Regions from separate parts of the Homo sapiens genome. Here region 1 is linked to region 2. The links are chromatin loops, found by intact Hi-C in ENCODE. Cell type or tissue: PC-3. All regions are shown on one strand. Links, peaks and the distances in the headings refer to the core of each region. The heading gives the core; the rest is flanking DNA. Region 1 overlaps FAM20B (FAM20B glycosaminoglycan xylosylkinase). Region 2 overlaps ABL2 (ABL proto-oncogene 2, non-receptor tyrosine kinase).

Evidence for each region. A loop is a pair of places that touch in the nucleus more often than their neighbours do. Peaks named below come from ENCODE experiments on the same cell type or tissue, not always from the same donor. Only the 100,000 strongest peaks of a DNase experiment are listed, where the experiment ranks them.
Region 1: a loop joins it to region 2, with 5 times the contacts of the local background. A loop is called at or near these places in 1 of 110 quality-filtered maps.

Annotation. Positions count from the first base shown.
Region 1 is chr1:179,027,499-179,044,053 of GRCh38, reverse strand. FAM20B (FAM20B glycosaminoglycan xylosylkinase) reads right to left here. Exons shown (of 8, transcript NM_014864.4): 2 at 1-339. The coding sequence starts at 206. It also overlaps the pseudogene RPS26P16. Among named protein-coding and RNA genes, the nearest start is that of FAM20B, 9.9 kb to the right of the region's middle. RefSeq lists a silencer at 14,386-14,680 and an enhancer at 14,449-15,324. In PC-3, for the core only: no CTCF peak of the experiment used is centred there; DNase peaks (open chromatin) are centred at 5,983 and 6,783; H3K4me3 peaks cover 738 bases; H3K27ac peaks cover 3,439 bases.
Region 2 is chr1:179,137,243-179,153,166 of GRCh38, reverse strand. All of the region lies in intron 1 of ABL2 (ABL proto-oncogene 2, non-receptor tyrosine kinase), which reads left to right. Among named protein-coding and RNA genes, the nearest start is that of TOR3A, 63 kb to the right of the region's middle. RefSeq lists enhancers at 9,325-10,524, 13,843-14,349. In PC-3, for the core only: no CTCF peak of the experiment used is centred there; DNase peaks (open chromatin) are centred at 9,626, 10,006 and 11,116; H3K4me3 peaks cover 2,056 bases; H3K27ac peaks cover 4,590 bases.

The DNA.
Region 1 (16,555 bases), core at 4,332-9,331, 110 kb after region 2:
TGGGCTGCAATCTCCCAGGGAGACTGCAAGGTATGGTCCAGCTTGGGTGCCAGCTCCACCCGCAAGCCAGTCATCATTCGGTGAAAGGCCCTCTGGTCCTCCCGGTTGGCAGCTGATGTATCTAAGTTGTCAATCAGGAAAACTTTGGTGAAGATAAAAATGACAAGGAGAATTGCTAACAGCACGACTCGCTGCTTTAGCTTCATGTTGACCTCTTTTCCTTCTCCCCTGACCCACTCTTGCTCATGTATTAAGGAGAGCTGGTGGTGATGGTTAGCAAGGAGATTCCATGATTATACACATTGGTCCATTTCTTCACTGATGCACCTTCCACAGTTCCTGCAAGCCCAAGTACAAAGCAAAATTTGATCAAAAATTCTGTCCTTCCACCCCTGAATCTTTTGTAAGCCTCTAATATATGACTCACCCTTTTAGGCTTTCTATTCTTGAGCTCAAGAAGGTTCAATAATTTAAAATTAACTAATCTGGAGAAGGACCTAATGATGGCAGCAGTGGCCCAACTGGAGCAGCTGCTGCGAAGACACCAGCTGCAGTGGGAGAGGCATGGCCAGGGCTGCACACTCCACGGAGCTGGAAGGAGCTGGGAACAGGTGGGAGCCCTGCCCTCTTCCAAGATGGTGGAGCAGGGGCCCCGTGTTCCTGGGTACAGCTGCAGCCACCCAGCCACAGCTACACCCACAGGCTCCAAAATGCCACTCCTGCTGCCTGGCCTCTCCCCACTCCCCGCACCCACTCTGGGGTGGAGCAAAATTGTGGCAAAGCCCAGGTGATGTCGTGACCTGTATATATGTGGTTGGGGCAGTGCTGATACACCAGGCCCCTGCTGTCTCAGCCCACTCCGGACTTTGGGCACCAATGAGCATGGGAGGGAGGCCAAGGGAGGACTGAGGATGGCTCAGTGTAGGCCTGCAGGCATCCCTTGGTACAAACAGCTTGGGCACTGTGGATGACATGAATGGTGGCAGGAGGCAGGCTCCTGGGCGGAAAGGGATGGGTCCCCAGTGAAGCCCCACCTTCAAGCCAGGGATGGCCTGAAGCATGGGGGCTGGGCTGTCGGTTCTGGTTAAGAGTCCGCAAACCACAGTGAGAACTTATGGTGCTTTTTCTGGGCCCACCCATGGCCACCCATGGGCCAATCAGCACACACTTCCTCTCTTCTGAGCTCATAAAAACCCTGCACTCAGCCAGACTCAAACAGATATCCGGACAACCTGCGTGCACAAGGGATCTACCCACTGTGGGTCTCCTCTCCACTGAAAGCTAGACTCTCATCAGAACAACATGGCTGCAGAAAGAGCTATCCACTTTGGGTCTCCAGAGAGCTGTTCTATTGCTCAGTGAAGCTCCTCTCCACTTTGCTCACCCCCAGTTGTCAGCGTGGGGCATGGGACAAGAACTCAGAACCCACCAAATGGCAGGACTGAAAGAGCTGTAATGCAAACAGGGCTGAAACACACCCCCTGCTCACCATGTGGTAGGCAATCAGAAAGAGAGAAGAGCTGGGGCCCTTTGTGGAGCTCAGACCTAGGGTCTCCCCGAGCCAGGGCTGTGACATCCTCTTTGGGGTTCTGAGGTTCCTGGTGTCTCCAAGTTTCTGGATGCCACCATGTTCCCCTTGTCCAGACATGGGCACCCGCAGCAGAAGCTGCATGTGATACTCTGGTCCAGCTGCAGACTCACACAGAACCGGCAGCTGTGCTTATGCTTGGAGCTGCCTACCCCACCACAGCAGCCCCAGCGTGCGTGGCTGTGTACAGTGGCCAGACCCCATGCTAGCTTGTCCACACACCCCTTGCTGCTCTGCACCTGGCTTGCCCTTGGCAGGTATAAGATCCAGGCCAGTAGTACGAGCTGAGCACGGCCTGCAAGGCTGAGTGGGTAGAACGAGCCCAGTGGGCACAAGCACTACTCAGGCAGAAGGCACCACGGCCACAGAGGTTTCTCACTGGCAAAGTGACACCCCAAGGATCCTGTGACACTAATAAGCAAGAACCACATACACTGAAAATTTTAAAGCAAATATTTCTATTTTAATTGGAATGCAAGCCATCTAGGAGCCATGAGGTTGGCTACACATGCCTAATAACCAAAACAATGAGGAAAAACACAACAAAAACAAAAGAGCAAGCTATACATAATTGTTTAACTTTCATTTTTTTAACTTTCAAAATCCATAAAGGACTTTTGCATATCCCAAACCACCAGTATTTGGTTCTCATTCTGGTAAGACAACAATTCCTAAAAATGCCAGAGGGTCCTTTCCCTCTCCCCTCTCCCCTTTCCCTGCCCGTCTCCCTCTCCCGGCCCGTCTCCCGTCTCCTGTCTCCCTCCCCGTCTCCCGTCTCCCTCTCCCTCTCCCTCCCTGTCTCCCATCTCCCGTCTCCCGTCTCCCCACGGTCTCCCTCTCCCTCTCTTTCCACGGTCTCCCTCTGATGCCGAGCCGAAGCTGGACTGTACTGCTGCCATCTCGGCTCACTGCAACCTCCCTGCCTGATTCTCCTGCCTCAGCCTGCCACACCTGACTGGTTTTCGTATTTTTTTGGTGGAGACGGGGTTTTGCCGTGTTGGCCGGGCTGGTCTCCAGCTCCTAACCGCGAGTGATCCGCCAGCCTCGGCCTCCAGACGTGCCGGGATTGCAGACGGAGTCTCGTTCACTCAGTGCTCAATGGTGCCCAGGCTGGAGTGCAGTGGCGTGATCTCGGCTCGCTACAACCTCCACCTCCCAGCCGCCTGCCTTGGCCTCCCAAAAGGCCGAGATTGCAGCCTCTGCTCGGCCGCCACCCCGTCTGGGAAGTGAGGAGCGTCTCTGCCTGGTTGCCCATCGTCTGGGATGTGAGGAGCCCCTCTGCCTGGCTGCCCAGTCTGGAAAGTGAGGAGCGTCTCTGCCCGGCCGCCATCCCATCTAGGAAGTGAGGAGCGCCTCTTCCCGGCCGCCATCCCATCAAGGAAGTGAGGAGGCGCCTCTTCCCGGCCGCCATCCCATCTAGGAAGTGAGGAGCGTCTCTGCCCGGCTGCCCATCGTCTGAGATGTGGGGAGCGCCTCTGCCCGCCGGCCCCGTCTGGGATGTGAGGAGCGCCTCTGCCCGGCCGTGACCCCGTCTGGGAGGTGAGGAGCGTCTCTGCCCGGCCGCCCCGTCTGAGAAGTGAGGAGAGCCTCTGCCTGGCAACCGCCCTGTCTGAGAAGTGAGGAGCCCCTCCGCCCAGCAGCCACCCTGTCTGGGAAGTGAGGAGCGTCTCCGCCCAGCAGCCAACCCGTCCGGGAGGGAGGTGGGGGTCAGCCCCCGCCAGGCCAGCCGCCCCGTCCGGGAGGGAGGTGGGGGGTCAGCCCCCGCCAGGCCAGCCGCCCCGTCCGGGAGGGAGGTGGGGGGATCAGCGCCCGGCCAGCCGCCCCGTCCGGGAGGTGAGGGGCGCCTCTGCCCGGCCGCCCCTACTGGGAAGTGAGGAGCCCCTCTGCCCGGCCAGCTGCCCCGTCCTGGAGGGAGGTAGGGGGGTCAGCCCCCCGCCCGGCCAGCCGCCCCGTCCGGGAGGGAGGTGGGGGGGTCAGCCCCCCGCCCGGCTAGCCGCCTCGTCCGGGAGGTGAGGGGCGCCTCTGCCCGGCCGCCCCTACTGGGAAGTGAGGAGCCCCTCTGCCCGGCCAGCCGCCCAGTCCGGGAGGGAAGTGGGGGGGTTGGCCCCCCGCCCGGCCGGCCACCCCGTCCAGGAGGTGAGGGGCGCCTCTGCCCGGCTGCCCCTGCTGGGAAGAGAGGAGCCCCTCTGCCCGGCCACCACCCCGTCTGGGAGGTGTGCCCAACGGCTCACTGGGAACGGGCCATGATGACAGTGGCGGTTTTGTGGAGTAGAAAGGGGGGAAGGGTGGGGAAAGGATTGAGGAGTCGGATGGTTGCCGTGTCTGTGTAGAAGGAGGTGGACATGGGAGACTTTTCATTTTGTTCTGTGCTAAGAAAAGTTCTTCTGCCTTGGGATCCTGTTGATCTGTGACCTTGCCCCCATCCCTGTGCTCTCTGAAACATGTGCTGTGTCCACTCAGGGTTAAATGGATTAAGGGCGGTGCAAGATGTGCTTTGTTAAACAGATGTTTGAAGGCAGCATGCTCGTTAAGAGTCATCACCACTCCCTAATCTCAAGTACCCAGGGACACAAACACTGCGGAAGGCCGCAGGGTCCTCTGCCTAGGAAAACCAGAGACCTTTGTTCACTTGTTTATCTGCTGACCTTCCCTCCACTATTGTCCTATGACCCTGCCAAATCCCCCTCTGCAAGAAACACCCAAGAATGATCAATAAAAAAAAATAATAAATAAATAAATAAAATGCCACAGGGTGCAGAGGAGAGTAATAGCTGTCTCTGAGTCCAAGTATTCAGCGATCCTGGACGTGTCATATCTGCTGCTCATGTATTTAAATACAACCCCAGACACATATTTCTACTTAGTCCTTCGCCAATTATTTTTCAAAATTAAAATACCTGCAAACCATGGATAATCAAAACTGGGTACATTAAGTAAAGGGAAAAAAATATGCCCATACCATCTAGCTATTAGCAGAATATAACCAGAAAACTAATAAAGCCTGGTACTATGGCAGCACTACTACGTCTGGAATGGTCAAGCATATAACAAGGATATTCATGTCACAGACATAAAGAACTGCTCCTTCTAGCATGGGGCTGACCACACTCTGGGCAATTCTTAAGTTAAAAGGCTCCAAATACAAGATTTTTGCAAGGGTGTCAAGAACATACAATTCCGTCTCACTTGCATCCTGAGAGGTTGCTTTCTACTCCATAAGGCCATTTAAAAACATGCACAGGCTTGCTCTGCTCTATGCCTGCAGACAGCACAGCACTGAGGTAAGACAAAGATGACAAGAAGATAACAGGATGTTGCTTCACTCTCCAATTCATTTAACAACTCAAACCATTAATCCAAAAAATAAAACCAATACAAAAAAATAGAGCAAATGATTCAGGCTAAGACACTCCCACTTAAACGTGATACTGCTCCCTTAATAACAACTGGAAACAATCAAAAGCAGCTTATCAGAGCAATGTATTCTGAGGGCAACACTTTGCAGTGGGCCAGCTGAATGAAGTTTATTCTCAGTGATTAACCACTCCTTTTCTGTTCATGAAGGAAGCAGAAAGTGAGAGTTAATTTCAAATTCTAATTATTCCCTGCCACCTGTTTTGTTTCATCATCATCTCCCAGGGTACACAACACTATTAGCTGAAACAAAGGCAATTCAAGTGCATCTAAAATGTAATTGTGATGGTATCAAGTTTGGTGTGGAACTCAGTAAAACAGTTCCCTGTGATTACTGATAACAGCAGTGCTAGCAGAGAAGATTTCAGAGATTTTTGCTAGTTCTAATGCAACCTAAACCACACAACATTTTCAAGTGCTTGTTCAACAGTACACTTCTCAGGCTGCAGAGATAAAAGGCAATATGGAAATCTAGTTGTATTGACAATCACTTCTTCAGCATCTCCAGATGCCACTAGCTACAAATGCAATACAATTCTGGCACAAAGGGGTCAGCTTCATAGGCTTTTACTTTCTACAGAACATCCTTCAGGACTAAAGTCTGGTTAACCCATAAACTTTTTTCTTTTTTTTTTTTTTTGAGATGCAGTTTCGCTTGTGTTGCCCAGGCTGGAATGCCATGGAGCAATCTCGGCTCACCACAACCTCTGCTTCCTGGGTTCAAGCGATTCTCCTGCCTCAGCCTCCCAAGTAGCTGGGATTACAGGCATGCGCCACCACGCCCAGCTAAGGCTTTTGCATTTTTAGTAGAGACAGGGTTTCTCCATGTTGGTCAGGCTGGTCTTGAACTCCTGACCTCAGGTGATCTGCCAGACTCAGCCTCCCAAAGTGCTGGGATTACAGGCATGAGCCACTGTCCCGACCAACCCATAAACTTTTAATCGTATTGCTCATTCATTTAGAATGAAGAAAATCCTCCCCCTCGTGCTATATAAATATATCACATCCAAACATTTTGCACAAAGGTTAGAGCTGTGGTTTTTTGTTTTGTTTTTATCATCAATGCAATAAGAAGTTCTAACAGTTCCAAAATTCAGATAAGAAAAACGGTCCAATCCCACAATCCAAGTTTGTGTCCTTTTAAGTTTTGAAACTTATTTCAAAACTTCTCCTTTTGAAGCGGCCTCAGACGAACACATTCATCAATTCAGGGCCATAAACAATTCACTCACTCAGCTAGGTTAGAAATTTACATTAAGGGAACTGGCTGGGGACAGTGCCTCACGCCTGTAATCCCAACACTTTGGGAGGCCGAGGCAGGCAGATCACCTGAGGTCAGGAGTTCAAGACCAGCCTGGACAACACGGCGAAACCCCATCTCTATGAAAAATACAAAAATTAGCTGGGCGTGGTGGTGGGCACCTGTAATCCCAGCTACTCAGGAGGCTGAGGCAGGAGACAATAGCTTGAACCTGGGAGGGAGAGGTTGCAGTGAGCTGAGATCGTGCCATTGCACTCCAGCCTGAGCGACAGAGTGAGGCTCCGTCTCACAAAAAAAAAAAAAAAAAAAAAGACCGACATACAGAAAGCAAGCAAGCAAACAAGAAATAAATTCATATTAAGGGAACTGAAGGGTTCTATTATTTCACTATTTCCTTCTGCAGATTCTAAGTGAGGGCAGGTTAAAAAAAAAGAGACTAAACAAGTTTTCATGTTTGTGATTACAGTCACCACATCCTGGTGGAATGAGTAAGAGTGCAATTTGTCATTGTTCTTTACAGCCGTCTTTCATTTCCACAGCCACCAACTTCAGTGCTCATCACCTTCTTTTGGACCACAGAAAGAACTGATGCCTGAGCCTCCAGGTTCTCCAATCCAGCCTAGATAATGCAGCCAAAATCATTTTTCAAATCACTCAACCACCTTTGATTCTAGATTCCTTGGCAAGGCATTAAAGCTGTATCCTAAATAGCTTCCAAGTTAGACATCACTCCCATTGTTCCTCTTCTCAGCTTTAGCCACAATGGATCAACTGAACATGCTATGGTCCTCCTCTTGATGTGTAGGTGCTCTTTGCTTCTGTCATTCCTTACACTGTAGTCCCTCAAAATTCCTCTTTCTCTTAACATTTCTTCCAATCTCCTCCTGATAAAGTCTGAGCCTCCTTTCAAGGCTCATCTCCAAGGCCATCTCTAAGGCAATTTTTCGTCCCTCCTTACACTCTTAAAGTAACTTCTCCCTCCTTTCGGCCAGTACTTAACTACATTCGGCCTTGTATAATACCTTATTGCATATGGTTCTTAATTCTCCTTTCAGAATCTTGGCTCCTTAGAATGATCCCCTTCACTCCTTTATATGTGAGAGAGGAGAAAGTACCAGAGACAGGGTTTCCATGCCATATAATCTTCCTTTTTTATTTGGGACAAGGAGTATACTATATTGTGCAAACTGGACTTTTCCAAAGATTCCCCATTTCAGACACTAAGGAAATAAACGCAAATTCACTGGGTATATTCAAACTATTCACGAAAAACCTCACTAACATTCTCAGAAGAATGTGCCTGCTCTATTTCACACCCTCAGCTCCTCCGATACATGCTTCAAACAGTGCAACAATGTCCAGTTATATTACGGTCATTTATTTTAATGTTTCTGTTATGCAGAACAGAAACTACCTCAAAGAACAAACAAACTCAAGGTAATAACATAACTTTAAAAGTGTTAAATATAAAAAAGGCAGTACAAATGGCATATCTGTAAATAGTTTTCACATGAAAAGCTGGCATAAACTCCCAGCCTGGAGTTCTGGAAAGTAGACCTTTACAAGGAATTTTCCCACTGAACCCTGGTTTCAACCTGAGCTCCATCAGCTATATGGGGCTTGCTACGGAGGCTAATTTACTTACTTTCTTTTTTTATTTTGAGACAGAGTCTCGCTCTGTCACCCAGGCTGGAGTGCAGTGGTGCTATCTCGGCTCACTGCAACCTCCAACTCCTGGATTCAAGCGATTGTCCTGCCTCAGCCTCCCAAGTAGCAGGGATTACAGGTGTCTGCCATCACACCCGGCTAATTTTTGTATTTTTAGTAGAGACGGGGTTTCTCCACGTTGGGCAGGCTGGTCTCGAACTCCTGACCTCAAGTGATCTGCCCACCTCAGCCCCCCAATGTGCTGTGATTACAGGTGTGAGCCACCACGCCCAGCCGGCTAATTCACTTTCATTCTACACACACACACACACAAACACACTCATCCTACTCATTTGATAAATATTGTATAAGGGCAAACGTAAGACTATGAAGTTGTTTTGGGAGAAGAGATATAGATTCCACAGAAAAAAAGTGAGGTCTTAATGTAAAGTCTTCTTTCAAGAATCTCCTCTCCGGTCCATGCCTCCAAGATGACAAAGAAAAGAAGGAACAAAAGTCATGTCAAAAAGGGCCACAGTTACGTGCAGCCATTCGCTGCATGAACTGTGCCTGATGCGTGCCTAAGGACAAGGCCATTAAGAAATTCATCATTCGAAATATAGTGGAGGCCACAGCAGTCAGGGACATTTCTGAAGCAGCGTCTTCAATGCCTATGTGCTTCCCAAGCTGTTTGTGAAGCTACATTACTGTGTGAATTGTGCAATTCACAGCAAAGTAGTCAGGAATCAATCTCATGAAGCCCACGAGGACCGAACACCCCTACCCCGATTTAGACCTGTGGGTGCTGCCCCACGACCCCCACCAAAGCCCGTGTAAGGAGCTGAGTCCTTAAAGACTGAAGACAGACCATTCTCTGGAGAAAAATACAATGGAAATTGTACTTAAAAAAAAATCTGGCTGATGGTGGAGGAACATTTACAGAAAAGCATGTTGGTGTGGGGGTCTACAGATCATGTGATAAATCTCAATGTATGTGGCTGCCAAGGAACATGAGAACACCTGGCCTTAACGCTTACTACCTTACTAGAGGGTCCTACAAGCCACCAATGAGATTCCAAGCCTTATTAGAAGTGTCCCCTTGAATCACCCTCTGATTAAGTGACAAGCTCACAATACTACCTCTGAGGTCATAGAGAAGAAATAAATACCAACCTCTGCTCATAGCAACTAAAAGTGAAAGTTATGGTAAAAGTAAACATAAGTTTCACTTCTTGTGTTTCTAATTTAATGGTCAAATCAGGTTCTTATGACTTAAGTAGAATGTAACATGCCTTGTAAATGCAAAGCACCACAAAGGAAATGCTTAGTAAGAATGCTTCATGCAGAGGACTAACAACAAAAGAGATCTGAGGCAAAGGGGTAGGATTTCTTAACTGGTATAGAATTATATTTATGCACACAATCTCTTTGCCCTTGATCCTGAGTAGGAACTACAAGGATCCTTTAACAAAATACTTTGGTAATTATTGGTTTGACTAAAACTCTGAAGGTTTGGTGAGTATAGGAGGTAAGACTTGAATTTGAATTTTTTGTAGACTGTCTGCAAAGACAGACACTAACAATTTATCCTATCAAGAGGTGGAGTCAGGGCCAAACATGCTGGTTTACACCTGTAATCCTAACACTTTGGGAGGCTGAGGCAGAAGGACTGCCTGAGCCCAGGAATTCGAGACCAGCCTGGGTAACACAGTGAGACCCTGTCTCCATTATTAAAAAAAAAGAGAGAGAGAGAGAGAGAAAGAGGTGGAGTCTGTTTTTCCTCCCCTTGAATCTGGGCTGGCTTTGTAACTTGTTTTGACAATAGAATGTTGTGGAAATGACTGTGTGCCAGTTCTGGGCCCTGGTCTTAAGAGACCTGGCAGCTTCCACTTTCACGGGATCTAGCTACCATGTAAAGAAGCTCAAGCTAAGACTACCAAATGCCAAGTGATCTATATGGAGAGAGGTCCAGCCAACCCTTGGCTATCCTGGTCACCCCAGGTGAAGTGCCAGACATGAAGATGACACTTTCAAGGACATTCCAGTCCCAGTTGTGGTCTGGCAGAATGTAGTCACTGTTGTGACCCCAGCCTATACCATTTGAGCAGGAACACGTGAGACCAGATGACCTATATAATTATAAGAAATAACAGGCTGGGCGCAGTGGCTCACACCTGTAATCCCAGCACTTTGGGAGGTGAGATGGGCGGATCACCCAAGGTAGGGAGTTTGAGACCAGCCTGGCCAACATGGTGAAACCCCATCTCTACTAAAATACAAAAAATTAGCTGGGCATGGTGGCACATGCCTGTAGTCCCAGCTACTTGAGAGGCTGAGGCAGGAGAATCGCTTGAACCCAGGAGGCGGAGGTTGCAGTGAGCCGACATCACGCCACTACACTCCAGCCTGGTGACAGAGCAAGACTGTCTCAAAAGAAAAAAAGAAAAAGAAAAAGAAAGAAAGAAATAACAAATCATTGTCTTAACCCACTATTATTTTGAGGTAGTTTGTAAAACCCAACATTCTCACATCTGTTCTGCTCCTATCAACTCCTTTTGGGGATAGTAAAAATACCAGGGGAGAAGACATAGGGAAATAAATTACGTGACTAAAAACAATTATCTCAGGGAGGGAGTAATCACTAAATTAACCATTAAGTGCAAATAAAAATTGGTTTGATAAATTGTTAGGTCATATTTGTAAATTATTATTAATGGCTTCTAGGAGCAATACACTCATTATAAAAGTTACATGTCATTTATATTTTTCTGTTTTCATTGTATATATTTAGAAAGATACATAATTAACAAAGTCTCTTAAAGGTACCACAAGAAGAAATAGATTCTCAACTGGATCATTTACTAAAATCCACTTGCATACTTCAGAGCCCTACTTAGACTTATGCAGAGCAATCAAGGCTAACCTCACACATTCACACACTGACACATGTCCGGTTTATAAAGCCTAACTTTTGTACTTCAGCCAAAACATAAATAGCAAAAATCACATCTTTTAGTGCAAAAAAAGTTAGACACACACACGCTTTTACCGTGGGCTGTCTGGTATACTGCCCTTTTGATTTTTCACTAGCAGTGACAGTAGGGCACTGTGCATATTATTATTAACTGTTATGAGTTTACACCCCGTTCCCTAGAAATAAATGTCTCTACTGATGGTTAGTGGCAGTGATAAGTAAAATTAAGAGCATTCAGAAGTCTTTTAGTATTGTGTGACAGTCAAGATGTCCAGAAAGTCAAAACCTCCAATATTAAACAGCATTACATGTTTATTATCTCAGTAAATGCTGAGTACCCTGGGAAAACCAGCCCACTCCTGCTTTGCTGCCTGCCACAACAGCATGCTATTCTTCCTTTCATCTTCACATGAGGGTCTTCAACTAAAAATAAAAACTAATACTAAGTAATAGCATTAATCAGTATCTATAGATATTTTTTCTTCTTTTCTGTGCTAATTATCCACTTAAGAAATAGCTTCTTAATTCACCTTCTTATTTTAAATATAAGCTTTCTGTAGCAGAGGGGTTAAAAGCATGTCCTCTGGATTCAGAATGCCTAGGCCTGGATGCTTCCTTTACCACCTAATGTGGGTCTTGGGAAAGATATTTAACTTCTGACCTCTCTGGGTCTCAGTTTCTGCATATAAAAAAATGAAACAAGAATACTATTACCTAACTCACAGGGTTGTTAAAAATGAATGAGCCAGCTACTCGGGAGGCTGAGGCTGCAGTGAATCAAGATCATGCCACTGCATTCCAGCCTGGGTGACAGAGCAAGATCCTGTCTCAAAAAAAAAAAAAAAAAAAAAAAAAAGAATGAGACCTCTACATGTGTTGTGCTAAGATTAGTGCCTGGATGACCCACAGTAATCACTTGCTAGTCATTATCACCATATCAAAAACCCAGATGACCTCCAGAGAGGAGAAAAATGACAAAGAAAACCCTCATTGGAATCAATATACCATAATGTTGTCTTCTCAGTTACATAGTGAGGGGCCAAATCCACACATTGCATTACTAAGAGTTTAGTAGTAATTAGTAGTCTTGTATTTCTGAGCCAAATTCTTGCCTAAATTTGAGAGGTAGATAAGACTAGGCAAATAGATATCTTCAGAGTGAGTGTCATGCAAAGCAGAAGACTGGGAGGCTGTCACTAATTTGGCCAACCTGTTTCCCTTCTCTACAAAGTTCAATTCTACCACACTCAATGTAACTGAAACAGATGGGAAGCATGAACTTATCCCACTTCACAAAAAAAGGCTAAAATAGAATGCCTTTCACAACTGTTTTCAGTTTGGAAAATTAGTTCTGTGTTTTAAAGATGACAGCTTTTCATGTGCTAAAGCCCTTAAGATAAGCCTTAAGAGTAACTTAAGAGTACAGGTGTAGAAAATCTAATTCTTACATAATCCAAATTGGTCCAAGTGTCAGGTTTTCCTTACTGTTTTCACTTCCATTTAAACATTTATTTACATCTGTAAACTCAGAATCACTTATATGAAATTCTCTAACAAGTTCCCTCTGAAGGAAGGCAACTAAAACCATTACCAGGCATTAATGAAGCATTAAGGTAGTCTTTCTTGCTGGATGTGAAAGTAAAAATGAAATAGGCAATAACTGAATAATTTCAATAAGTGAACTGAAAAAAAATCAATCTCTGCAACCTGTCCCATTTAAACCTTGATTTAGGGCAACCCTCTTCCTTGAAAAATGAAAAAGAAAAAAACTTTAGCTCATACTGCTAGCGAGTTCTGTTCTAAAAAACCAACACACGCAGTAATCTTGACACTACGTGGAAATGAGTAACAATTTGCATTTTCCTTTAAATAAGCCAGGTATAATGACACTTCCCAAGTTCCAGGTATTTCACAGCACAACTGTCAGTACAGAACCACCATTTAAGGCTAGATTATAGAAGGTAATTCCTGTATAGTGTTGAAATACGGCATTACAAATATTATAACATTTTCCTTCAGCTTTTCATATGCTTTCCATCTTTAGTGTTCAATTCACTACAGTTCTTGGAAAACCACATAAACTTTATACAACAATAGACCTCGCATTTTTAGCCTTATGTTCTATGGTACGTCAAGCTGACAGCCCACACAGGAGATCACTCTCAGAAGCAGGAGAACCTCAAACAGATCTGTGCTGAAATTATGGCTAGGTGGCTCCAGGCATGATCCCTCTGTTATACTATGAACTCACACACACACAAACACACACACACACATTTTTTTTTTTTTTTGGCACATCTGTCTCTTCTAATATATTGTGTTTTTTGAGGATGGGATAGATTTTACTCACGCTTTGTACTTCCAAGTAACTTAGCACTGTGCAGGGCCTGTAAGAGGCATCTGATAAGTGTTTGTGGAATAAAAGGAGAGAAGGGCAAAGGAGAAAGACCTTTAGGGTTATAAGAATTTCTTCTAAACTGGCAACTCTCTGGTTTAAAGACTGCCTCTTTCAGAGACAGGGGGAAATAAGTCCTACAATGAATTCAAGTATACAGTATATAAAAGATGCAGAAATAGCGAATATGTATACCAATTATATACACTCAATTTAAAGTTGCCACCTTCTGTATATCCTGCTTCCACCTTTCAAGGCCACTGCTATTGCCAACCTGGTTCCTAGTATCGGCTGGGATTAAGAGTAAAGACAATTTGGAAATGCTAAAAGGAAGAAAGGAGGTTGTCTAACACACTGCCCAAGGATGATACAAGACAGGGCTGAAATCAGATCTTCAAGTATTATTGGCAGTGCTTTCTGAAACAAGAACCCACACGAGTAAGTACTTCCATATTATTTTGTTTTTTTTTTTACAGAAAACTACAGGAACATAAATGCACCTATACAGAGCACACGTTCACTATCTACACCAACGATAAGAAACAAACAAACAAAAACGTCCCTGGGCAACAAAAATAAGTGGTTACAAAGTTCATACCCTAAAACTTGGAGAAGAGCAGGTAGAACATAACTAAGCCAATTTAGCTGTTTTACATTCAATGTCAGGAAGCTCCTACTCCACAGATAAGAAGCTGCAAATTTAAAAGAGGGCAGCAAGGATACTAACAGCAGCAAAAGAGCAGCTTTCCACCACTGAAAGAAGACAAAGACTGACTACTGAATCGACTCAAGTAGATTCAATAATTCAAAAAGCACAGTGGACAACAAACTACATTTTTCGATCATCTCATAGCCTCACTCAACTACTGCCAGTATGCTAGTAATAATAACCAAAGCATATATTGTAAAAATTTTTCCACAAAAGGTATAGCTAAAATAAAATTTTCACATATAATACCTTACTCCCCAACATTAGGTAAATGAGGCATTGCTATGTATATAAAGCAGAAAGTTAACATTTGAGAGCATGGAATGATAGACTTCACTGCCTCCCTCTGTACTTGGTTCTGTCCTCTTTACACATTCATAATTTCATATTCCTTGACCTGCCTTTATAACGTGCCCAAGTTAGCACCCTCTTCTCTAAAGGGGTTATCTTGCCAGAAAGTACAGACCTTAAACACACACCAAAGCTCAAGGTCTCTTCTGCATCAGCTTACATTTTTCTCTTATCTCACACTGGGATGACAGACGCACCCATCTGTCATGTAGATTCTTTACATCCCAAGCTAGGCATTTCTTCTTTTGTTTTTGGTAAGAAAGACCAAATCAGAAGTGAGATCTTTGCATTATTTTCTCTTCTAGGCAGCTCGAGCAGTCATGCTGACATTGTAAGTTAGTCAGAAGCTGGTTTCAATAGCAAAGTAAGCTTCTGTTCTGCAGCCCAGGCCTATGTTAAAGAATTCATTAGTACTTGGGGTTACAGAGACAGCTGAAGGAAAACAGGAAGATATATGTAGGTGTAGAAGAAGGAACTGCTGGAGAAGTACTCTTAAAAAGGGATAACTCCCCTCTTCCACCGTCAAAATAAGGGACAAGGGCAGTCAGGTCAATGCTATTGACATGGCCATTGCCAAGAGCTCTAAGTTCTTCTATTAATGCAAAAACACTGGCTATCAATCCAACTGCCCAATTAGCCTAGCCAGAACAGACTGTAGGAGCAAGGTTGTGAAGCTGCACTTGACTGGAACCTGCACAGGCTACTGCCAGGCTCCAGGTGGTTTAGAACACCATATAATCACAGAAGCAAATAACACACCTCTACAGAATATTTTGAACAGTAATCCGAAACACATTTTCTACGCTTTTTTTTTCTTTTGACAAAAAGAGGAACTAAATAATTTAGTATATACATTAGAATATTTCCCCTTCCCTCATACTGTTTTCCATTTATTCATTCAACTGACGAATATTTATTGTGCACCTTCTACATACAGGCACTGTCAGGTGCAGAGAGAAAAATACACAGATACACAGATTACTGTAACAATTACAACAAACTGTAGGGCCTCATTGTAACTGTGTTCCCCATCCCAATCCACAAAACCACCTGGCACTTAGTCCCAGAAGGACTAAGAGTCAGATTCAGAAGACAGTCTCCTTCTGTTGTTGTTGTTGTTTGTTTGTTTGTTTTTTGAGACGGAGTCTCACTGTCAGCAGTCTGGAGTGCAGTGGTGCAATCTCAGCTCACTGCAACCTCTGCCTCCTGGGTTCAAGCGATTCTCCTGCCTCAGCCTCCTGAGTAGCTGGGACTACAGGCGTGCACCACCATGCACAGCTAATTTTTGTATTTTTAGTAGAGACGGGGTTTCACCATGTTGGCCAGGATGGTCTCAATCTCTTGACCTCGTGATCCGCCTGCCTCGGCCTCCCAAAGTGCTGGGATTACAGGCATAAGCCACCGCGCCCGACCAACTGTCTTTTTATGTATTCTTACAGAATACAAAGAACGCCCTCCTGCTTCTGTTATGAGATTGTGGCAATCACCAAAAGACAACCTCTGTGGTTAGCTATTTTAAAAAGTTATCAATTCAACAGCTGAAGTATCTGGCTTTAGGGTTTTACACTAATGAAATGATTTTAGGGTTTTACACCAATGAAATGATAGACACACAAAGTGTGGGAAGCTGAAGTCTGCCCTAAAACTGAAGGAACAGAAAGTTTCATTTAGGAATTTAAAATTCAGAAGAGATAAGAAGCAGAAACTTTAAGGCTGTGTGAAAGGGCTGGAATCTACAAATGGAAATCAAGGGAATGAACTAAAAGTCAAGGAATTATCAATTTAACATAAAATACTTCCATGATATAAAAGATTATAAAAATAAAGATGATAGAAGCAGTGATGTGTTTTTTCTCTAATCTTAAGAACCAAAAAGAAAAGCAGTGTATGTGTTTTCTAGTTTCCATTCATTCACCAAAACATAGCTACTGTCCTACCAGTTCTAGAGAAACGAATAGAGCATACCAATGTCACATTTTCACCACACAGAAAAGAAACGCTGTGAACTCCAAGATGTCTTGATCATCTTTTACCTGTATCCATATTTATCACTGCACTTTATCATGAGTGAGGCTGAGAGTCTGAATTATACTTGTGTGTGCCTTTGTATTCTCCTTTGATAAGTAATTTCAAATGGGAAAGGGACTCCTGCTGACTGATTCCATTGTACGGTTCGAGAGGCCAAAGTCCAACATCTTTGCAAACTTTAGAAAAGT
Region 2 (15,924 bases), core at 6,935-11,934:
TTTGGTTTAGAAAGTATTTCAGAAATTGAGTATAAAATCTTACAATTATTGCCACTCTTTTCATTGATAAAAATGTTTTTGAATGCTAATAACTTCCTTTTTTTTTCTGTAAAATGTTGAGCCATGTTTATTACTTCTGAATTTGTGTCCTTAATGGAAATACCCCACTTACATTCTAGTCTTGTTCTTGCAACTCTTTCTTTGATATCTGGGTGTTACTTTATATTCATTTTGCTCCAAACCAGAGATTTAATATTTGTTTCCTTTCCGATATCCTTTATTTCCAGATAATTATCAAATCCCTTCTCCAAAAGATTTCTTGAATCTGTCTGTTCTCCATTCTGTGGCCAGGCCCTTATCATCTCACTTTAGTTTTCTGCAGCAGACTTTTAGTTATTCTCTGCAACTTCAGGTGGTCTATGAGAAGTCTTATAGATCAGTATTCTTTAAGTAGCACATTGTGCTGCTACTACTCACAAACCTAGAATGATTCCTTGTTGCTTACTGTGATAAGTCTGAATTCTTTTGTCTGAATGTCAAGAACATGTCATTTGGCCCACATATATTTCACCTTATTTTATTTACTTACACACAAACACAAACGCACACATGCACATGCACACACACAGTCATCTCTCTAATCAGGCCAAATTCATCATGCAAAAAACTCAGTGAGCTGGATTAAGGAAAGTACCACCTGAGCTCCTCTTCAGGGAGTTGGTTTCTGAAGGTTCACAGGAAATGTAACAAGATGAAGAAATGGTTTACTAAAAATACTCTCAGAGAAGGTATTTTATGTAGCTTTGGGAAATATTTTCATAAGCAGTTTGGGCTAGTGTGTGAGACCACCAAAGGACATGCCAAACTGACACTTGAGGTCAGTAATTCTGATTAACTGCAGGGCTTTTAGCTGAATCAAGACTCCAAGTTAGGGACAAAGGTGAATTCTTCAGGACCAGAGCAGAGGTATAATGTAAACTTCAGGCTTCTCCCTGAGTAAATGTTGAACACACATTTGGTACTGGTTTGAAGAAGTGTTAATTATTAGCCTACCCAGGTTTCCACATCTTGATCTGGCCTTGAATTTGGACTACCTTTCCCCGCCATGTCTTTGTTTATATTGTTTTTTTCTGCTTAGAAAAATGTGCTCTTCCTTTATCTGTAATAGAAGACTTTGAATCCAGTAGGTTGATACCTATGGTTACATAATCAGAAAAGGCTCCTACTCTACCAGGAGCAAATGCATCCTGTTTGAACCTTTAAGTATATGGTTTAGATAGGTATAGAGCATGCATTTTCAACAGGGGTGATAACAACTTAGATAGTTACAATGGTTTGTGATCCTCCAAAGCTCAATGCTACGGTAAAGAATTTTATCATTTCAGCATTTAATTTCTCTTGTTAGGGAGAAATTGAATTAAATTAAATCAATGAATTATAGTTACTTAAATTTAATTTTATTCCATAGAGTAATGGTTATGAAAAAAAAGTTGAGAAATACTGATGTAGAAAAAGAGAAAAATGCTGTTACAGCTTTTACTTTTTGTGGCAAGAAGTCTCATACGTACTGGATTTTTAAAATGAGTTAATCCTTTTTTTGTCAATTATTAGCAAAGCACTCTGCTGACTTCATTGGAAGCATTGATTCTGTACCTACAGAAACTTGAGAAAAAAAGACATAAAAACAGGATGTATAAATTATATTAAATATAGTATAGAGGATGTCCCATATTAGTATAACAATTGCTATTTTAGGCAATGGGTGCTTTGAGCTTAGGCAAAGGAAGAGATTACTTAATCTGAAATGACCAGAGGTCAGGTTCAAGGAGAATCTAGGAACTTAAACTATACCTTGAAAGAAATATAGGATTTGAATACACAGAGGGGGAGGATAAGCATAGTTCTGATTAAAACGCCATCTTGATTTTTTGTGAATGTGAGTGTATGAGAGGTAGGGAACTATCCTCTTTAACTATAGTCATACCTTGGAGATATTGCAAGTTTGGTTTCATGCCACTGCAATGAAGTGAGTATCACCATAAAATGAGTCAAACAATTTTTTTTTTGTTTCCCAGTGCATATAAAAGTCGTGTTCATGCTATACTGTGGTCTACTAAGTGTGTAATTAGCATTATGTCTATTAAAAAAGGACATGCCTTAATTAAAAAATACTTCATTGCTAAAAAATGCTGATGATCATCTGAGACTTCAGCAAATCATTTTTTTGGTGGAAGGCCTGGCCCCAACATTGATGGCTGCTGAGATCAGGGTGGTGGTTGCTGGAAGTTGGGAAGTTGGGAAGTTGGGGTGGCTGTGGCAATTTCTTAAAATAAGACAACAATGAAGTTTACCAAATCCGTTGACACTTTCTTTCATGAAAGATTTCTCTGTAGAATGCAGTGCTTTTTGACAGCATTTTACCTACAGTAGAACTTCTTTGAAAATTAGAGTCAATCCTCTCAAATCCTGCTGCTGCAAACTAAGTTTATGTAATAGTCCAAATTCTTTGTCATAATTAAACAGTATTCCCAGCATCTTTACCAGGAATAGATTCCATCTCATGAGACCACTTTCTTTGCCCACTCATAAGAAGCCACTCCTCATCCGTTCAGGTTTTGTCATGAGATTGCAACAATTCAGTCACATCTTCAGACTCCACTTGTAATTCTAGTTCTCTTGCTGTTTCCACCACATCTGCAATTACTTTCTCCCCTGGAGTCTTGAACTCCTCAAAGTTATGCATGAAGATTGGAATCAACTTATTCCAAACTCTTGTTAGTGTTGCTATTTTGACCTCTTCCCATGAATGATGAATGCTCTTAATGGCATCTAGAATGGTAGATCCTTTCTAAAAGGTTGTCAATTGATTTTAACAGATCCATCAGAGAACTGACTGTGGCAGCTATTACTGTATAAAATGTTTTGTTTCATTTTTGAGACGGGGTCTTGCTTTGCTGCCCAGGCTGGAGTACAGTGTACCATGGCTCACTGCAGTTTTGACCTCCTGGGCTCAAGTGATCCACCTCAGCCTCCCTAATAGTTGGGACTACAGGTGTGCGCCACCATGCCTGGATAATTAGAAAAAAAAAATTTTTTTTTTAGAGATGGGGTCTCACTATGTTGCCCAAGCTGGTCTTGAACTCCTGGCCTAAAGCAGCCCTCCCACCCTGGCCTCCCAAAGTACTGGGATTGCAGGCATGAGACACCATGCCCGGCCCAAAATGTTTTTCCTAAGTAATGAGACTTGAAATTACTCATTGATTTATGGGCTGCAGAATGGATGTTGTGTTCACAGGCATGAAAACAACATATCATTAAATGTACCAAGTGACCAAGTGCATTATCAATGAGCAGTAATATTTGGAAAGGAATCTTTTTTATTCTGAGCTGTAGGTCTCAACAGTGGGCTTAAAATATTCACTAAACCATGCTGTACATAGATGTGCTCTTATTCAGGCTTTGTTGTTCCATTTATAGAGCATAAGTGGAATAGATTTAGTGTAACTCTTAAAGGTCCTAGGATTTTCAAAATGGCAAATGAGCGTTGGCTTCAATTTAAAGTCAACAGCAACATTCACCCCTAACCAGAGAATCAACCTGTCCTTTGAAGCTAGACATTCTCCTCTCTAGCTATGAAAGTCCTAGATGTCATCTTATTCCAATTGAAGGGTGTTTCATCTACACTGAAAATCTGTTGTTTAGTGTGGCCACATTCATCGGTGATCTTAGCTAGATTTTCTTACTTGCTGCAGCTTCTAAATCAGCACTTGCTGCTTCACCTTGTACTTTTATGTTAAGGACATGGCTTCTTTTCCTTAAATCTCATGAACCAACCTCTGCTACCTTCAAACTTTTCTTCTGCAGCTTCCTTACCTCTCTCTGCCTTCACAGAATTGAAGAGAGTTGGGGCCTTGCTCTGGATTAGGCTTTGGTTTAAGGGAATGTTATGGCTGGTTTGCAGACCACTCAAATTTTCTCCATATCAGCAGTAAGGCTGTTGTTTCACTTTCCTATCATGTTTGTGTTTACTAGAGTAGCACTTTTAATTTTCTTCAGGAACTTTTACTTTGCATTCACAACTTGGCTAACTTGTACGAGAGACGTAGTTTTTTAGCCTATCTCAACTTTTGACATTCTTGCCCACTGAACTTATTTCTACTTTTTGGTTTAAAGTTAGAGACATGCAACTCTTCCTTTCACTTGAACACTTAGAGGCCATTATAAATTGGTCTAATTTCTTTTTTTTTTTTTCCTTTTTTTTTTTTTCAAGACGGAGTCTTGCTCTGTTGCCTAGGCTGGAGTGCAGTGGCATGATCTCGGCGTACTGCAACCTCTGCCTCCCAGGTTCAAGCAATTCTACTGCCTCAGCCTCCTGAGTAGCTGGGATTACAGGTATGCACCACCACACCCAGCTAATTTTTGTATTTTTAGTAGAAACGGGGTTTCACCATGTTGGCGAGGCTGGTCTCGAACTCCTGACCATGTGATCTGTCCACCTCGGCCTCACAAAGTGCTGAGATTACAGGCGTGAGCCACTGTGCCCAGTTTTGGCCTAATTTCAGTATTGTTGTGTCTCAAGGAATAGGCTTGAGGAGAGGGAGTGAGACAGGGAAACAGCTGATCAGTGGAGTGGTCATGATTAATTTTGCTGTCTCCTATGGCGCAGTTTGTGGCGCCCCAAAACAATGACAGTAGTGACATCAAAGATCACTGATCACAGATCACCATAATAGATATGATAACAATTAAAAAGTTTGAAATATTGTGAGAATTACCACAAGGTGACACAGAAACATGAAGTGAGCACTTGATGGAAAAATGGTGCTAGCCAGGTGCGGTGGTTCACACCCGTAATACCAACATTTTGGGAGGCTGAAGTGGGCAGATCGCTTTGAGCTCAGGAGTTTGAGAGCAGCCTGGGCAACATGGTGAAACCACTTCTCTACAAAAAAATACAAAAATTAGCCGGGGGTGATGGCACACACGTGTGGTCCCAGCTACTCAGGAGGCTAAGGCTGGAGGATTGCTTGAACCTGAGAGGTGGAGGTTGCAGTGAGCTGAGATCATGCCACTGCACTCCAGCCTGGGCAATAGAGTGAGACTTTGTCTCAAAAAAAAAAAAAAAAAGAAAAGAAAAGTGGTGCTGATAGACTTGCTCAATGTAGGGTTGCCACAAACCTTCAATTTGTGAAAAACACAGCGTCTGCAAAGCACAGTAAAGCAAAGAATAATAAAACAACATGTACTTATACTATTATTGACTAACCTAAAGAGAGTTAATCTTGCAAAAGCTGAGGTCTCTCTATTGCTTTTTTAAAAAAAGTTTATAGATTTGGAGGGTACAAGTGCAGTTCTTCCATGGATATATTGCCTAGTGGTGAAGTCTGGGCTTCCAGTGTAACCATCACCTGAATAGCATACATGACATGGGACCCAATAGGTAGTATTCCACCTTTTGGAGTCTCCAGAATATATTATTCCATTCGGTATGTCCATGTGTACCATTGTTTAGCTCCCGCTTACAATGAGAACATAGGGTTTTTGGCTTTCTGTTTTTAAGTCATTTCACTTAGGATAACGACCTCCAGTTCCAACCATGTTGCTGCAAAATACATGATTTTATTCTTCTTTATGGCTAAGTAGTATTCCATGGTATATCTATACCACATTTTAAAAACTCCAGTCATCCATTGATGGACACTTAGGTTGATTCCATGATTTTGCTATTGTGAATAGTGCTACAATAAATATATGGAGTGCAAGTGTCTTTTTGATAGAATGATTTCTTTTCCTTTGGGTAGATACCCAGTAGTGGGATTGCTGGATTGAAGTATAGTTCTACTTGTAGTTCTTTGAGAAATTTCTATACTGTTTTTCGTAGAGGTTGTGCTAACTTACATTTCCACCAACAGTGAATAAGTGTTCCCTTTTCTCTGCATCCTTGCCAACATCAGTTGGTTTTTTTTTTTTTTTTTTTTTTTTTTTGCATTTCTCTGATGATTAGTGATTGGACCATTTATTCATATGTTTGTTAGCCACCTATGTGTCATCTTTGGAAAATGTCTGTTCATGTTCTTAGCCTACTTTTTAAATTTTTTTTTTTTAAAGACAGGGTCTGGCTCTGTCATGTGGGCTGGAGTGCAGTGCTGTGATCTTGGCTCACTACAGCCTCAACCTCCCAGGCTCAGGCCATCTCTGGGCTGATAAGAGTCTATAGTTGTCACCAGTAAAGGAGAATTTGTATCCTGTCTTTAGGTAGAAAAGCAAGAGGATATGGAGAGCTTTTCCCCTATTCATTGCTTTAGGCTCAAAAATAATTTTTATGTCAGAGACATATTTTGGGGTGATATATCTTTTTCCTTTCCTTTTTCCTCATGGCAGAAGGCAAAGGAGAAACAGGCACCTTCCTCACAGGGTGGCAGGATGGAGTGAGTACAAGGAGAGGAAATGCCAGACGCTTATAAAATCATCAGATCTTGTGAGACTCACCATCACGAGAACAGCATGGGGGAAAATGCCTCCATGATCCGATTATCTCCGCCTGATCCTGCCCTTGACACGTAGGGATTTATGGGGATTACAATTCAAGATGAGATTTTGGGTAGGGACACAGCCAAACCATATCACTTGGGACTCAACCTCAAGATATCTCATTATATATATGCACATATTCTAAAATCTGAAAAAATTTTAAACCTGAAACACTTCAGGTCTCAAGTGTTTTGGATAAGGTATACTCAACCTGTGCTACTGCTGCTTCTCAGTGAATTACATGGCCATCTACCCAGTTACAGTTAAGCCTAAAACCTGGCAGCCGTTCTTTATTTTCTCCTTCTCTCTTATGTTGTATCCAAGTAATCTGCAAGCCCTGTTGATTCCCTCTTCAAACCATATCGTTAAGTTCTTCCACTTTTCTTTGTCTCCACTGCCACCATCCTATTCTAAGCCAACATGATCCCATTGCTGAACTACTGCATAGTTTTCTGCTTCTAATTTGGTTCTCAATGTAATTCATTTTTTTTCATGTAATAATGGTCTTTTAAAAAATGGAAATCAGCAGCCTGGCCAACATGGCAAAACCCCATCTCTACTAAAAATACAAAAATTAGCCAGGCATGGTGGTGCACACCTTGTAATCCCAGCTACCCAGGAGGCTGAGGCAGGAGAATCGCTTGAACCTGGGAGGTGGAGGTTGTAGTGAGCCAAGATCACGCCACTGCACCCCAGCCTGGGAGACAGAGCAAGACCCTGTCTCAAAAAAAAAAAAAAAATGGAGATCAGACCATATGGCCATCCTGCTTAAAACTGTTCACTGGATTTCCATTGCACTTGGAATAGAATCCTAAATCCCTAAGCACTTGATTTGGCCAGCCCCTGTCTACCTTACTTTGTTTCATGCTCATCTTTTGACTTCCGTAACAGTAGCCACACTTCTTATTTCCTGTACATACCAGGTTCTTTTCCTACCTCAGAGTTTTTGCATTGAACTTGCTACATTGTCTACTCAGAATGCCCCCGCTCCTCCTCATCTTTGCTTAGATTCTTCTTTTGCTTCTGGCCTTAGTTTGTCACGTTCATTAAAGTAATGCACTTTTCCACCTCAGCCTATTAAAGAGATTTGCAAAAACTGAAAATGCTACTCTTATCTTCTTAATTCTTTTTTGAAAATAGTTTTCTTTTTGGTAAAAATATGTTATTAACATAATGGGTTTATTGTTATTTTAGAATTAATAGGTATTCAAATTTCTCATTAAAATTTCAGGTTTAATTTCAAATATAGTAAATACTGATAGCTATAACATAAACAAAAGGCCTTTGGAGACCTTAGTAATTTTAATTTTTAATTATGACAAAGTATCAGAATTTACTATTTTAACTATTCGTAGATGTACAGTTTAGTAGGATTAAATATATTCATAATGTTGTATAGCCATCCATTTGCAGAACTAGACTTCCAGAACTAGAAAAATTCTAAATATTTCATGTAAGTAGAATTATATAATATTTGCCTTGATGTGTCTGGCTTATTTCACTTAGCATCATATTTTCAAGGCCCATCTACATTGTAGCATATATCAACATTTCATTCTTTTTATGGCTAAATAATACTTCATTATATGTATAGACCACCTTTTGTTTATCCATTTATCTCCTCTTTATTCCAAATTATGCTATAAGTAATTGAAAATGTAACTACTAATTATTGGTAATTTAAATAGAAGATTTATTGATTAAATAGTAAACCATATGGTATAGAGTCTACATATGGATAGAATGTGGATGATGAAGATCCTTTCCCATACCTTTTTTTCTATAATCCGGAGAATGAGATATTCAATCTGGTATTTGAAATTCTTAGTCATAATTGTGGTAACCTTTAGTCATCTAACTCTTTTATTTGTCCCTTGATGTTGAAAGTACTGGCTTTATAAAGGATAATTTTATTGAAAACATAAGCTTTGTTATTTTAAATAGTTAATAATTACCTACATTAAAGTTATTCTTTCTCTAATAAGGTTAAGTTACCATTTTATTTTTCAATTTTCTCTAAGGCTGTTTCAGTCCTGTCATCCTATTATCTTACCCTGTTACTTATATTGACCTAGAACAGGGGCTGGTACATAGTAGGTGCTTAATAAATATTTATTGAGTGAATGAGTGTTCTCAGATACACAGTTAAACAAACACTCTTTTTTTTGTTTTTTTTGAGATGGAGTCTCGCTCTGTCGCCCAGGCTGGAGTGCAGTGGCGCGATCTTGGCTCACTGCAAGCTGCACCTCCTGGGTTCATGCCTTTCTCCTGCCTCAGCCTCCCGAGTAGCTGGGACTACAGGCGCCCGCCACCATGCCGGGCTAATTTTTTGTATTTTTTGTAGAGGTGGGGTTTCACTGTGTTAGCCAGGAGGATGGTCTCGATCTCCTGACCTTGTGATACACCCACCTCTGCCTCCCAAAGTGCTGGGATTACAGGCGTGAGCCACCGCCCCTGGCCTACAAACGCTCTTTAATATTATTTTTGTAGATCATACATTAAAGTCATGTATTATTTGTAGGTTTTACTAGTTTAATTCTCATAAAGTACTATCATTTTCAGGTTTTTAAATTTTCTTTAACTTTGTTCCTGTTTATTAACAAAGATTGGGCTTTTTGCTTTAAAAACTTTTAACACTCAGGCTGGGCATGGTGGCTCATGCCTGTAATCCTAGCACTTTGGGAGGCTGAGGCAGGTGGATCACGAGGTCAGGAGTTTGAGACCAGCCTGGCCAACATAGTGAAACCCCGTCTCTTCTAAAAATACAAAAAATTAGCTGGGCGTGGTGGCGGGCGCCTGTAATCGCAGTCACCTGGGAGGCTGAGGCAGGATAATCACTTGAACCCGTGAGGTAGAGGTTGCAGTGAGCCGAGATCGCGCCACTGCCTTCCAGCCTGGGCGACAGAGCGAGACTCCGTCTCAAAAAATAAATAAGTAAATAAAAATAAATAAGTAAATAAACTTTTAACACTCAAAAGTTTTCAACACTATATTGCCATGTTTTTAACCTTTATTAAGCTATAGAGCCAGATTGTTAGCAAAGGCAGTTATTTCTTGGCTTCTGTGCTCATGAATCAGATCACAGCTATTTCTTTGACTTTGGCTTTGTGGTTTCTTGAACTATTTAAGTGATGTAAAAGATGAGTCTTGTTAGGCGTTTCCTTTCTTTTAAAAGTGTATTTCGTGTTTTATTGTAAACAGATTTTCTCCAAGGAAACTTTTCTCTCTAGTCTCACCTCATCATCTCCCTATAAAATAGAGATATATTAACTTCTACATTGTTTTATTATTAGGCTATTTGTTATACATATATATGTTGGTTTTTATTTTACTTACATTTTAAAAGTGTTCTCAGAGATTTTGAAGTAACTCCATTCTGACTCAGTCTTTTGCGGATTGCTGGAAATTTTCCTTTAGGTCACTCTCCACCCACTTTGGGAATTGTGAATGCTCACCATTTTATTGGTTCCCTCTGGCCACTGAGTACATGAGTAAATGTCACATGCATGTGGTATTGCTTGTCAGAGAATGGAATTCTAAGACTTCCTCTTTACACAGAACAGTTTAACTTTTGTGCTTCTGGGCAGAGGTATGGTCCTTGGGACAGTTCTCCTTCCACCTAATAGTTATGGCAGAGATCAGGACACTTCACTTTGCTGCCTGTGCACTGAGGCCTCAGAATCTGCTCTACCCGACTTAACAGGTATGGTTCAGAGTTGATAGTTTCAGGGAGGCTTGATAACCACATTAATCAAGTGTGAATGAAGATTTCAAAAAATTCATCTTATCTGCTACTGTTTTTGTCTTCATTCTTGGTCAGTGAAAGTTTGTGTGCTTTCTTGGGGGAATATCTCATAGTAGGATCTCAATAAATACTGAATGGAAGAATGTATGGATAATATGTAGTATTTTGTAATAATAAGATATAGATGGCTTGATGTGAAGAACTTAAGCTATATTGAAAACTGTTGAATAATTTACCTTACATAATTTTTAAAAGAAGTTATTAAAACTTATTAGCTTCTTAGAGAATATACAGTCAGATAAAGTAGAATTCTGGCAAGATAATGTTTATAAAATACTTGAAAATGCCTAAACTAAAAATTTGTAATATTAATTTCTCCTATTACTACCTGACAAATTTCTAATTAAACTGATAAAAGTTACTGAATGACTAACTGGTGAAAAGTATTTTTAATAAAATTAAACATGAAGCTTAGGAATTTTCTCAATTTCAGTTTTATTATTTTGGGTTTTAACTTTTTCAATCATGATAATTTACTTTGTACAAGTGGCTATTCTGTTTTGCTTTATTTTTGTTGTAGCCTGCAACTGTAGCAATAGAAAAAAAATGCCTTTTTTAAATTGTGATAATATATTTCTGTTATCTAGGTTCTTTACATGTGAGTGAAAATCAGTCTTCTCTTATCCCATCTTAAATCTCTGATCTACCTCTATAGCAGTGAATAATGGAAGATAAGTTAACTTGATATCTAAGTTACCTAATTTATAGTAGTCATTTCATTTTGTTCAAAAATAAACCATTCCCAGCCCACACACTTGCATTTGGGCGTATACAGTACATCTGAATCATCCAGACATGTCTGTCTTAACCAATGAGGAAAGTGACATAGACTATAGCTACTGGGTAACACTGACATTTACTTGCTCTTCCCACAGGCTTTTGTTTTCTTTTGTTTTTGCCTTTATCCCTTATCTTGTTCCCCCTCATTTAGTTCCCTTACTCTTTATGATTCAAAATATGTTCGTTCTTAGCTTCAGAAAAATGTTAGGGTGTTTTTCTCTTTGAAAAAGTTTTCCTTTTGTTTGGTGCTAATGGGTAGAATGGTGTTTAAGTGGATATCCTGTGCAGACAGATTGTGCAGGAAATTGACCCTAAGTTCTTTGAGAACAAAAGAGGAGTGGGAAGAAAGAAGAAAGGAAGGAAATAAGATCTTTTGACTCAACCAAAAAGACCGTAAAACCAGAGACGGGAAGAAGGGGAATGGGGAATAAGAAGGATTGTTTTCTAAGTTGTGGTTCTTTTAGTACTTTGGCCTCAAAAATTACTTTTATCCTATAGTTATTACTTTACATATTTCAGAAATATAATATTGTTTGGCCTGCATATATCTTCTAAATTTACATAAAATCGTGCTGTAGATCTCATTCTGTTTTCTCCTTTTGTCAGATAACACAACTTTCAGGAAGTTGACTTGTCTTTAAGAGTCCTCTTTTGGGTTCAGAGTTTCCCCTTATTATAAACATGTCCTTGCGTATTGACAGTCTGTCACTCTACTGTCATCAGTGCAGAATTCCTATTAATCTAATTTTTTTTTTTCTTAAAGACAGGGTTTTGTTCTATTGTCTAGATTGGAGTACAATGGTGTGATCTTGGCTCACTGCAGGCTCAACCTCCCAGGCTCAGACAATCCTACCTCAGCTTCCTGGGTAGCTGGGACTACAGTTGTGTGCCACTATGCCCAGCCAATACTTAATTTTTTTTTTTTTTTTTTTTTTGAGACAGAGTCTTGCTTTGTCACCCAAGTTGGAGTGCAGCAGTCTGATCTCAGTTCACTGCAACCTCTGCCTCCCGGGTTCAAGCAATTCTCCTGCCTCAGCCTCCCGAGTAGTTGGGATTACAGGCACCCGCCACCACACCCAGTCAGGGTTTTGCCATGTTGGCCAGACTGGTCTCGAACTCCTGACCTCAGGTGATCCACCTCGGCCTCCCAAAGTGCTGGGATTACAGACGCTAGCCACCACACCTGATGAAGTCTCATGATGTTGCCCAGGCTGGTCTTGAACTCCTGGCCTCAAGTGATCCTCCCGCCTTGGCTTCTCAAAGTGCTGAGATTATAGGCATGAGCTACTGTGCCTGGCCTGCGTTCATCCAGTTTAAATGTTTATCTAATTTTAAGTCTGAAACCTTGCCAGACTCTAGAGTTTTGTTTTATATTCTTTCCTCTCATAGCATCCTCTGTGAGTAAGGATGTATACATAGTTCATTCATTCAGCAAATCTTTTTTGAGAGCCTCTTATATGTAGACACTGTTCTGGAGTCACTGTTCAGTGAACAAAACAGACAACAATCCTGGTCCTCATAAAACTTACATTTTAGCAAGGAGACTTAGATACATGAATATAATAATAAATAAGTAAATTATACACTATGTTTGGTGGTAATAAGAGCTATGGAGATAAAATAAATCAGGAAAGGAGTCAGTGGGGGATGTGAGAGTGTTATCAAGAATAGATGTACTTTAAAATGGAATAATCAGAGAATGACATACTGAGAAGGTAACATTTGGTGAAATGTCATGGGGAAGAGTGTTTTAGGCAAAAGGAAAAGCCAGCGCAAAGGTCCTGAGGCAGAAGTGTGCCTGCTTTGTTCAAGCAATAGCATTGATGTCAGTGGCCAGAATAAGGTAGAGGAATAGCAGCAGGAGATGCTGGGCAAGACCAATTGTGAAGGACCTTGCAGGGCCTTTAAGGATTTTAGCTTTTACTCTAAAATGGGGAACCTTTGAAGAGTCTTGAACAGAGGAGTAGCAATCTGACTTATGCTCTGAAAGATGGCTGGTATGTTGAGAATAAACAGTAGGGAACAAGCACGGAAGCATGGAAATCAGGAGTCTAGTGAAATAGTCTACATCAGTGGTCCCAACCTTTTTGGCACCAGGGACCAGTTTCATGGAAGTCAATTTTTTCACAGACTGGGTGGGGAGCGGTGGTTTCACATGAAACTGTTCCACCTCAGATCATCAGGCATTAGATTATCATAAGGAGCATTCAACCTAGATCCCTTGCTTGAGCAGTTCACAGTAGGTTTCAGCTCCTGTGAGAATCAAATGCCTCCACTAATCTGACGGGAGGTGGAGCTCAAGCGGTAATGCTCGCTGGCCCGCTGCTCACCTGCTGCTGTGTGGCCCAGTTCCTAACAGGCCACAGACCTGTCTGTGGCCCAGGGGTTGGGGTCCCCTTACCTAGATGATGGTGGTCATGAAGTGGTACTGAATGAGAAGTGGTTAGATTCTGGATATATTTTTGAAGGCAGTGCCAATGGAATTTCTGAGTGAATTGGATGTTGTTTGTGAGAGCAAGAAGGGAGCTGTGTCCGGAATTGGTGGGTTCTTGGTCTCACTGACTTCAAGAATGAAGCCGCAGACCCTCGCGGTGAGTGCTACAGCTCTTAAGGTGGCGTGTCTGGAGTTTGTTCCTTCTGATGTTCAGATGTGTTCGGAGTTTCTTCCTTCTGGTGAGTTCGTGGTCTCGCTGGCTCAGGAGTGAAGCTGCAGACCTTTGCAGTGAGTGTTACAGCTCTTAAGGTAGCGCGTTTGGAGTTGTTCGTTCCTCCCGGTGGGCTCGTGGTCTTGCTGGCTTCAGGAGTGAAGCTGCAGATCTTTGCGGTGAGTGTTACGGCTCATAAAAGCAGTGTGGACCCAAAGAGTGAGCAGTAGCAAGATTTATTGCAAAGAGCGAAAGAACAAAGCTTCCACAGTGTGGAAGGGGACCCGAGTGGGTTGCCACTGCTGGGTGGGTGGCCTGCCCCGCGGGAAGGCAGCTAAGGCCCAGCGAGAAATTGAGCGCAGCACCGGTGGGCTGGCACTGCTGGGGGACCCAGTAGATCCTCCACAGCCGCTGGCCCAGGTGCTAAGTCCCTCATTGCCCGGGGCTGACAGGGCTGGCTGGCTGCTCCGAGTGTGAGTGCGGGGCCCGCCAAGCCCACGCCCACCCGGAACTCCAGCTGGCCCGCAAGCGCGGCAGGCAGCCCCGGTTCCTGCTGGCGCCTCTCCCTCCACACCTCCCTGCAAGCTTGAGGGAGTGGGCTCCGGCCTTGGCCAGCCCAGAAAGGGGCTCCCACAGTGCAGCGGTGCGCTGAAGGGCTCCTCAAGTGCCACCAAAGTGGGAGCCCAGGCAGAGGAGGCACCGAGAGCGAGCGAGGGCTGTGAGGACTGCCAGCACACTGTCACCTCTCAGAGCCATGAAGGATTCCATGGTTTTTGGCCTCAACATTTGAAAAGATGGAATTGCCATTAACTGAAATGGGGAATTCAGTGAGAGAAACAAATTTGGAGGGAAGGATGGATGATAGTTTTGCATATTGAGTCCCAATGGTGTTATTAGTGATTTCTCATCTTTATATTCTGAAGCCCAGCACAGTGCCTTGCATGTGGTATTCACTCAAATTACTAGGGATTTCTTTTTCCCCAATAAACATTTAAAATAATTAAACAGGCTGGGCGCGGTGGCTCGTGCTTGTAATCGCAGTACTTTGGGAGGCCAAGGCAGGTGGATCGCTTGAGCTCAGGAGTTTGAGACCAGCCTGGACAACACGGCAAGACCTTGTCTCAATAATAATAATTAAACAATATCTGACAGCCACTGGAAAACTCTCCTAAACTGGCAGCATTTTGGAGCTTGAAAAGATCCCTGGGTCATTCTCTGGAGCTGTAATCAAAGTAACTGAGTTATCAGCATGATTAATATCCAGGCAGGGGGCAGGTTTCATAGTGAGGTTTAATGCTGTGTGCTTAAAACACCCCAGCTGTTTTCAGAAATACAAGAAATCTTAAGTTGCACTGTAGATTCCCTGAGCGTCCATCCTGAGAGCTTGGGCTGTTGCAGATGCAGCAGGCGCTGACATGGGAGGAGCTGGCACCACCTGACAGCAGAGGGGTTCATGGAGGCATCAGTTTAATCAATCATCCTTCTTAAACTTGCTGTGGATGTAAGGCACCCGGTCCAGAATTGGCCTCCAGTCAGTGGCCCACAGCAGCTCCACAGTGCCCGTGGCGCCCCTTATGTCCACTGTGGAAATCCAGTTCTTGGCCAGCTCCTGATTGTGTGAGCCCAGGAAGCTGCTCAATATTGCATCACTGTCCTCACCCTCAGGGTGATCAAATTACTGTTTTGTAAACTTTAAAATTTAATATACTGAGTTTCACAAAGTAAGGTATAACTATATGACATTTGCTGGTTTTGTCCTGATAGGGGTTAAGAGTTGGCTTCTGCTTATTACTATTTCTAACTTGGTTGTTGATAGTACCAAAGTTCTTTTTACTGTTGAGTTTTTCTCTTATAATTTCAAACAAGGGGAACTTTTCCTGTACTACGAATAATTAAATAAACTGATAATCATTAAACAGAGTATTTATAAACATTGTAATGTGTTACCAGTGTCACTGGCAAAAATATATATATATATTTATAAGTGTGGATTATGTAGTGTTCAGTAATGGGTGCTAATAAATATGGATATTTTCTGTACTTTTTTTGGCATTTTTTTCATTTTAATAAAGGATTGGCATTTTGTAGCCAGTGGAAATTCTGCTAGAGTAGATAATTTTTGCATTAGAATAAAGACAAATACGATATATGAAACCGGTTTGA